Regions from separate parts of the Mus musculus genome. Here region 2 is linked to region 1. Evidence: chromatin contacts called from ENCODE Hi-C or POLR2A ChIA-PET data. All regions are on one chromosome and are shown on one strand. Each heading gives the region's core, a stretch centred on a gene start or an enhancer-like site at or near the end of the contact. The rest is flanking DNA. Distances are from core to core; before and after follow the strand shown. Region 1 holds the start of Tmem237 (transmembrane protein 237). Region 2 holds the start of Mpp4 (membrane protein, palmitoylated 4 (MAGUK p55 subfamily member 4)).

Region 1 (4,074 bases), core at 330-2,829:
TTTTTTGATCACGTGATTGTGAATGACAACTTGCAAGATGCATGTGGCCAGCTGTTGTCCGCCATACAGAAGGCTCAGGAAGAACTGCAGTGGGTGCCAGAGGCATGGGTTTCCCCTGACACTGAATCTTAATCTAGTGTCCTGCTTAAAGCTGGAAGCTTCATAGTGTGCCCTAAAGATCCGGAATAACGGCTGCCATTGAAAACAGCAGTGTTTGACCCATTAGAACTGCGACTATGAAGTCCTTATTGTATAGCTATAAATAGCATCCTATACATATACAGAGCTACTCATTTGGCTCTCAGGCATTTTCCCGATGTTTCCCCATATGAGCTAATGGCAGGTATGTGACAATGTTGTCACTGAATGTGAGCATTTTATAGATTTCATATGGTGTTTTGTAAGATGTAACTCTTCTAAATAAACCAGTCTACTTAATGACAAACTGTATTTTACTTTGTAAAATATTTTCTTATTTCTGTTTATATTTTACAAAAGTGCCTAGTTGACTAACTAAGCTAAGAGCGGTTAACAAGTACACATTTATCTAATAAGGAAACCTATGACACTGTTATTTCCAAATCAGCAAAGTGGACTAGTCCTGGAGCCTGTATATGAGCTCCAAAACGAGGATGTTGATACAGTCTTGGTCTCCCTAGATCCGAAGCTCCACTGCACCCATGTCTGTTCATCTTCTTTATATCCACACTTCCCTCCATTCTACCTATTTTAAACTATAACTGTTCCCACTGAAGGAACTATCAGAACTGAACATTCAGATTATACTCCTAGGCCTACAGGGAATCTAGGAAACTGGGCAGGCCAGTGAAAGAGATCCTCGCTGTTTCAGTCATACAGATCTCCCTCCAGGCAGCACCCTGGCAGACGGGAACCAGGTGGGGGACGCCGGCCTCTCCAGGCTCCGCAAAGCCGCCTCCTCCCACAAGTCCCCGGAGGCCGGGCGTCGCGGGAAGCCGGCCTCGGGCTCCGGCGGTTGCGCCTAGGGAGGCCCGCGGGAAAGCATCATGAGGGACGACTCAGGGCCTCCGCTGGAGGAGGACCAAGCGGTGAGCGACGAGGGGCGCCTGGCCCGGAGTGTGGCGAAGTGGAGGTGTCCTAACCAGCAGTGACCACCGCCGAGCCGGGAATCTGGGGACAGCACTGCCCGAGGGGTGCGGCGGGGGCGGACCGGGGCTGTACATCAGGGCGGGCCCCGCAAAAGGCGATCAGGTCCACCCAACATCCGGGCGCCCTAGTCAGCGTTGCCATGGCGACGCCTCCGGGCGGCTCTCGGTCAGAGAGGAGGATGTTCCGGTGGGGAGTTTGAATACGAGTCTGGTCCCGCCGTGCCCACCCCCACGCAAACCACGATGACCTCCCGGGAAACTGTGGGTGAACCCCCTCCGCTCCTGGGGACGCCGGCCGACGCTGAGGTTTTCCTAGTTCGAAGGGGTCAGATTGGGTTCGGCTCCGGTAGCCCCAATACCTCCCGTGGGACGGGTGGGGACGCTCCGGGCCCAGCAGCCATGAGGCGCAGCCCGATGACGCTCTGCGCCTGCGCGCCTGGGCAGGAGGGGCGGGGCGGGCCGGACCGGGGCGGGGCGGGCGGCTGTGGTGCCCTGAGCTCTGCTGCGGTCCCTGGAGACGTGATGGGGAAGAAGCAGGTGGTTAGCGAGCCTCAGGTACTTTTGAGCTGTTGGGAATTTAGTCTCCGCCTGTTCAGCGGTTCTTCTTTTGAGGGGCTTAGAGGTGCGGTTTCTAGATGGGTGAGATGGTTCATTTTTGCGGGACTTTTGAAATACCAAGAGGACTGGGTCCCACTTTCATAGCATCTTGAGAATAGTAGTGCTTTTGTAGGACCACCATTCTATTCCAGTTGTCATTTTGACTGCTGGATTCCATTAGGACATCGTCAGTGTCCTAATTTTGTAGCATTCTCACGAATTTGTTTGAGTGAATACAACCATGGATTGCGAAATGGGACAAGCAAGAATATCTAAAATGTGAGCCTTTGGAATCAGTGCCTTCCATAAGCAGCATGAAATACCCGAGCTAATAAATCGACGTCTAGGCACTGCTCTTAGAGATCAATTCTTTTAAAGGTGTATTTGTAGCCGGACAGTGGTGGCGCACGCCTTTAATCCCAGCACTTGGAAGGCAGAGGCAGGTGGATTTCTGAGTTCAAGGCCAGCCTGGTCTATAGAGTGAGTTCCAGGACAGCCAGGGCTATACAGAGAAACCCCGTCTCAAAAAAACCAAAAAAAAAAAATGTATTTGTTTTGAGTGTTTTGCCAATATATGAACCACTTGTGTGCCTGTTGCTCACAGAAACCTGAAGAGGCTGTCCATTTCCCTGGAACTGGAATTACTGGTGCTTTGTGGGTGCTGGGAACTAAACCCAGGTCTGCTGCATGAGCAGTAACTGCTCTTAATGGCTAAGCCATCTATTTTGAAAATTTTCAGAATGCTTAACTAATGCTTCCTGAGCTTGCAAGCAGGACTTTTCTTAAGTAAGAACAGGGTAAACTACACCAGCCCCAAATACTTCCTGTTCTAAAATATGTTACCTATTTCTATTTAAAGTAACTTAAAAAAAAAGCATGTTACTCTGTGGCATAAAACCTTAGTTGGCTTCCTAGTTAATAGAACTAAATCCGTATTCCTTCTGCTAGTCTGCGAGGTCATAGTTAATCTGACGTCTGCCTTCTGTCCTGTGTCACTGGTTTCTGCCTGGCTGCTCTTTACCTGGAGCCCTTCATGCCCTGTCTTTCTTGAAAGCCTTAACATGTGCTCCTCATTCCCTGTAAATTTGGCACCTTTGTCAGGAAGGGCTCAGCTCAGATAACATCAAAGAGGCTTTCCCTAAGTAAAACATCACTCTTCATTCCTTATATATGGTTATTTATTGTATGCAAACACACATGCACATGCATGCACACACATGCATGCACAGACACACACACAAGCATGCATGCACACACATTTATATGGCATGGTCTAGTTTTATCTGAGCATGCAACATTATCTTCCAATACTTAACCACTAATGGAAGGTCTGTAAAGGGAGATGAGCTCTGTTTGATCCTGTTCTGAATGCTCACAATAGGCCAGACTGGTTGAAGTGGAAGAAGAAAAGAATTTTACATGGGGTGTAGGAATGGCAGAATAGATCTAAACCCAGCAGTCCAGTTTACATCACCGCCTCCCGGGTTTCACTGATAATCTTCCAAAGATTTGAAGAGAATTGCTGATCCATTTTATTTGATAACATCTGGACAGTGGGCTTTTAAAGGAGAAGCTTTGTGGTGCTTGAGATAAATGAAGGTGAGGTTAATCCAGCTTTTATTGACGAGATGTTTGCCTCTCCCCTCCCCTATAGCGTCCTCCACGAGCACTCCCACCTGTGCCAAGGTAAAAACAGTTTACGGTCATTTAATTATTGAACTTTAAAAATATAAAGTAAGAAGAAAAAAAAAATCAAATAGTATGGTTGAAAACCTACAATACTTCATTAAAAAAAAATCCTTCCTGGAATTTTAAAAAGTCTTCCTAAGAAGTGAGTGGTAAAAGTTAAATTCAAATCATGAGAATAATTGTTATGAATAATTACAGAAAGCTGTCACTCTAGCACGGTGGAGGAATGGGTCTGTCCTGGGTGTGCTGATTCTATTTACCAGGATTCTCCAAGGCCCTCCTGTTTGTGGAATATTCCATCAGAGCTTAAACCGATTATAACCGGTGACAAAGAAAGTTCTTAATCTGCTTAGTCCCTCTGATTAATAGACAGTAGGGAATGTGTATTTGTGCTTTCAAAATACTTTTAGCAGTGCTATTAAACAATATACTATTTACAAATAATAAGCTAGTTTATAAACTGGCTAGCAGTATGTAAAAGCTAGTTTTATTTTTAAAGTTGTAATGATGTAAGTCAATTTTTAGCTAGACAATAAAATAGATATCCAATTAATAGTTTCTTTTTTCTTTCTCTCTCTCTCTTTCCCCCCCCCCCCCTTTCTGATTACATTTGGCCGGGGTCACGTGAAGTGCTATCCAAGGTGAGTTAGTTTACTGTAGT
Region 2 (4,110 bases), core at 543-3,042, 42 kb before region 1:
ACCCAGGAGGCCCGTAAGCTTCTTAGCACAAGCTTTGTGTGGAGACTGAAGATCTGCACATGTGAGGAAGCAGGGAGCTACAGTGGCCCTCAGCCCAGTCTGCGGGTCTTCCCTCTACCTCACACTGAACTCAGAAGGGAAGGAAGGAGAGACGCACATGGGATTCTCCCACCTCAGAAGTATTGTGACAGCACCGCATAACCACGGTTTGCTCTTTTACAAGCAGCCTCACAAGTGTGGGTTGTGGGTGTGCGCTGGAGCAGTGCCACTCGTAGCTGTTTGGATACCACAGGTGCTCTTCTGTCTCATCTGCTGTACTCGGAGGCGAGCGCAGTGGCCTGACTCATGGGAAATGACTCAGCAGGCGGCAACTACTTTTGAAAAGGATCATGATTTCCGAGCTACTTTATAATCAAGACAAGCATTTGTTAACATACTGTTTTGGAATGTTGGCTGTAATGTAACAGCAGTTTTCATAATAAATGACATTCATCTCTACGAAGCTGTTCTATGACTGTGGAAGAAATGACATGGGGCAGACTGTACTTTAAAGAGTGCTCAGTTTACAGTATTCTTTCTCCACATTGTAATCCATGCCTCAGACCTCAGGAACCCCTGGGGTTTTTAATTCACTTAACTACTAGCCAATTTCTGGCAAAGAGCAAGTTAATTCTGATCCCGATAACCCAGAGACAAAGGTCTCCAAGGAAAACTGCTGCTGTGAGTAAGACAGTTGTGGGCTTTGTTTTTGTTTAGGGAAGGGCTAGAGGAACAGGTTTAGGAGGATAGCACTGTCCGCATCTCTCCGCCTACCGTCTTCTGCCAGGCCGAGCTGCTCCCTGTGGAGAGGGACCAACTCTTTCTCATTTCGCATATTTTTAGTTTGTGAGCCAAGACACAAATGCCAGATTTGGCTAGTAAAGCCAAAGTAATTGAACACCTACCTCCTTCAGAGAAAGATCAGGAGGGGCTAATAGTGGGAATGGATGGAAACTTGGACAATAGGACCAGAGAAATTCTCAAATGGCAGCATGCCATCTCACATCTCTGAGAACCCGTTGCAATTCAATCTTCTAATTTCAGTTTTAAGAGAAGCTGCCTAACCACTGTATTTTCCTCATTCTACACAGTTCTTGAGTTGCAGCTTAAAACAATAAATTTTCATGTGTGTGTGGAAAACCCTAAATCTCCAGGCACTGTCTGTGACTAGAAATACCAGCACCTATGTAACTCACAGCAGCCCTCAGCAGTGCCAGTCTGGGGGCTCCCTTTCCCTATCGGTGAATAGCTATAGTTTGCTGTGTCTGCGCTGGGACTCCAACCCAGAGCTTCCCGACTTTCCTCTACTCTTTCCCACTGCCTATGCCCCGCAGATGTGTTCTGCATTAGGCCTTGAAAAGCTGAAGTTAAGAAAAGTAAAAGCCTCTGGTGGGTGTAGTGGCACACCTTTGTAGTCTGAGCCCTTGAGGGTGGAGGAAGTTCAGTTATCCTTGGTTATACACACAGTTTGAGGCTACCGGGGCTACATAAGACTCTGTCTCAAAAAAAAAAAACAAACTAAAAGTAGGAAAGATTTGAAGGGGGGCGATTGGTGTTTGTTATCTGGAAACAGTCAACAGAAATATTAAGGGCTTGTATGGGAGTGTAGTACTCATGTGAGAGAAAGCTCACTGTGGTGGAGGATAATGTAAATGAGATGTTCCCTTGCAGGGACAGCTAGGGCTGCTGCGGAGGCTTAGAAGAGGTCCAGGGTTAGCCTGCAAGGGCAGGATTATGCCAAAGAGGATGCACAGAGCTTTTCTCTAGAGCATCAGGTGACTGGCAGCTAGCAGCCTCCTGGTGCTTCCTGCTTGCTTCTCTCTTGCCAGGAGCAACACTGTGTTTTCATCCTTGCAGGTAAGAGTCTGCTCGCAATGCCGCATTTCCAGAAGGCACCAGCAGCAGCTACAGATAATCGTGGGTAGTCTGTGTTAAAGTGGTTGACTGTCCTACAGTACCATCTCTTAAGCGTGGCACAGTGCGTTGTCAAAGAGTTCAAGTGAAACTGTCCCATCTTCTGTGAGGGCCTTGGATGCAGAGGAAGCCAGCAGGCCATTTCTCAGGGAGGGTTGCATATGGGCTTTTTCAAGATTTCCATATTGAAAAATACTTTAGAAAACAAGCCTAGTGGGTAAGAGGTCAGGACTTTGAATAGCAATTGTTTTAAAGCAGAAGGAAATGCTTTAAATGTTTTAATTATAATGTTTAATTACAATTTAATTGTGTGTGTGTGTACGCTTGTGTGCAAGTGTGCGCGCATGCGTTTGTGGAAGCCCTGGTGCTTGTGGAGGTCAGAGAACAACTGAAAACAGCTCCCTCCTACCATGTGGGTTCAAAGTCATCAGACTTGGCAGCGAATGCATTTCCTGCTGAGCTACCCCAGAGACCCAAAGCTGAATTTTAAGGTAATGCTGCGTACATTCCAGGTATTCATGGTGACCACTTGCTTTATAACACAGTTTTTAATTGCCTTTTCTTATTCCCTACCTCTTTACCCTATAAATCACCTGTCTAGAATCCTTCATTCTGGCGCAATTCAAACCAAGGCACTTAAACACATAAGGTTATTATTTAAATCCACATAGTGCCCCACCAGTAATAAAAAGGATAAGGTAAAGAAAGATATAGCTTAGCTGGTAGAATGCTTGTGTGGCATATGTGAAGTCCAGGGTTCAGTTCCCAGCACCACATAAACCATTTGTGGTCACACATGCCTGTCACACAACCCCAGCCCTTGGGAGGTGGAGACCGGAGGATGAGAGCATCTGGTGATCCTTGACTAGAGAGAAAGTCTGAGGCCAGCATGGACTACATGGGACTCTGTCACCAAACAAACAGGAAACCAACCAAAAGCAAGATAGCTGAAAACAGCTCCCTCCTACCATGTGGATACTGTGTATTTAAGCGTGTGAGTGTGGATAGATAGCACAGAAGCACACATGTGAGCCTACACAAAACCCTGAAAGGATGTAGCAACTTTGAATGCAGGAGTAAATAGACTCCAGGAGTGCTGTGCTGTAGTGGTTTCCTGAGTCACAAGCAGGATTAGCGCTGATAGAATGATTTTCTGATTTGGTAGACTACTTGGTAAGGTTTAATGTGCAATGTGTTAATTCTTCAATTATGATGGTAGCGTTTCTTCAAATTTATTGGTTTCTTGCAAACTATTTTGTGTTTGTAAGAAGAAACTTTGTTTGTTTGTTTGTTTTTGTGTTTTTTAAGACAGGGTTTCTCTGTGTAGCCCCAGCTGTCCTGTAACTCGCTCTGTAGACCAGTCTGGTCTTAAACTCACAGAATCACCTGCCTCTGCTTCCTGAGTGCTGGAATTAAAGGCGTGCGCCACCACTGCTTGAAAAGTTGAGTTATACATTCAGGTCATTCTGGGGTTGATTTATGTTTGTTTCTTCAGTGACATGAAGTTAGACACTTGCACATTCTGCAGGGACAGTGATTATCTATCACATAGAACAAGTTCTAAGCCTTTCCCTGAGACCCCTACCTTCCCTTTGCCCTTGCCTCCTTCGCCCTGTCCTCATCCTGCCGGCTGAGGTATAAACATGACAGCTGGAAATGCACCATCTTGGAGCAGATAGATGAGTGCTATGTGCACCCCAGGGCTGGGCCAGGGTGCTGGTGAGCCTTTCACATGAGGCTGACCCAAGTCTGGATGGTCTCTGCCTCAACACTGTCAAACAGGCAATGCAGAAACTTCTATTCCACCAGGCCACTCATTTTGGATTTCATTTTGTGAGAGTAAATAAATCTAGAGCAGTGTTTTTATTTTTATTTTTTTAATTAAGTAGTTTAAATTGTTTGCTATAGATGAGTATTGAAATTGATAGGGTAAGATACAATGAGCTACCTACCATGTGTTTCAATCTATGCAAAATGTCCGAGAGACTGTCATCTAGGATTTAGACAGGTTGTAAGGTGGAGCAGAAAGGCTGTGTGGGGAAAAATAGCCAGATCACTGTTACATTGTCTCCAGGTTAGAAGACTATGCCAGGACAGTAAACTGTCACAGAGTTCATCCAGGACAGTATACTACCTGTGTCACAGAGTTCCATACAG

The links. A loop is a pair of places that touch in the nucleus more often than their neighbours do. ChIA-PET counts read pairs that join two places held with the same protein, here RNA polymerase II (POLR2A).
Region 2: a map of left cerebral cortex shows a loop between it and region 1 (2.8-fold over the local background). The contact joins the promoter of Mpp4 here to the promoter of Tmem237 in region 1. A Hi-C loop is called at or near these places in 1 of 37 maps with a recorded cell type or tissue (left cerebral cortex). POLR2A ChIA-PET finds 5 or more read pairs at or near these places in 1 of 5 experiments (Patski).

Annotation. Positions count from the first base shown.
Region 1 is chr1:59,117,311-59,121,384 of GRCm38, reverse strand. Tmem237 (transmembrane protein 237) reads left to right here and starts at 1,579. Exons shown (of 13, transcript NM_001037812.3): 1 at 1,579-1,682; 2 at 3,379-3,410; 3 at 4,044-4,054. The coding sequence starts at 1,650. It overlaps Mpp4 (membrane protein, palmitoylated 4 (MAGUK p55 subfamily member 4)), which reads left to right. Exons shown (of 22, transcript NM_145143.3): 22 at 1-450. The coding sequence ends at 132.
Region 2 is chr1:59,159,318-59,163,427 of GRCm38, reverse strand. Mpp4 (membrane protein, palmitoylated 4 (MAGUK p55 subfamily member 4)) reads left to right here and starts at 1,792. Exons shown (of 22, transcript NM_145143.3): 1 at 1,792-1,896. It overlaps Als2 (alsin Rho guanine nucleotide exchange factor), which reads left to right. Exons shown (of 34, transcript NM_028717.6): 34 at 1-672.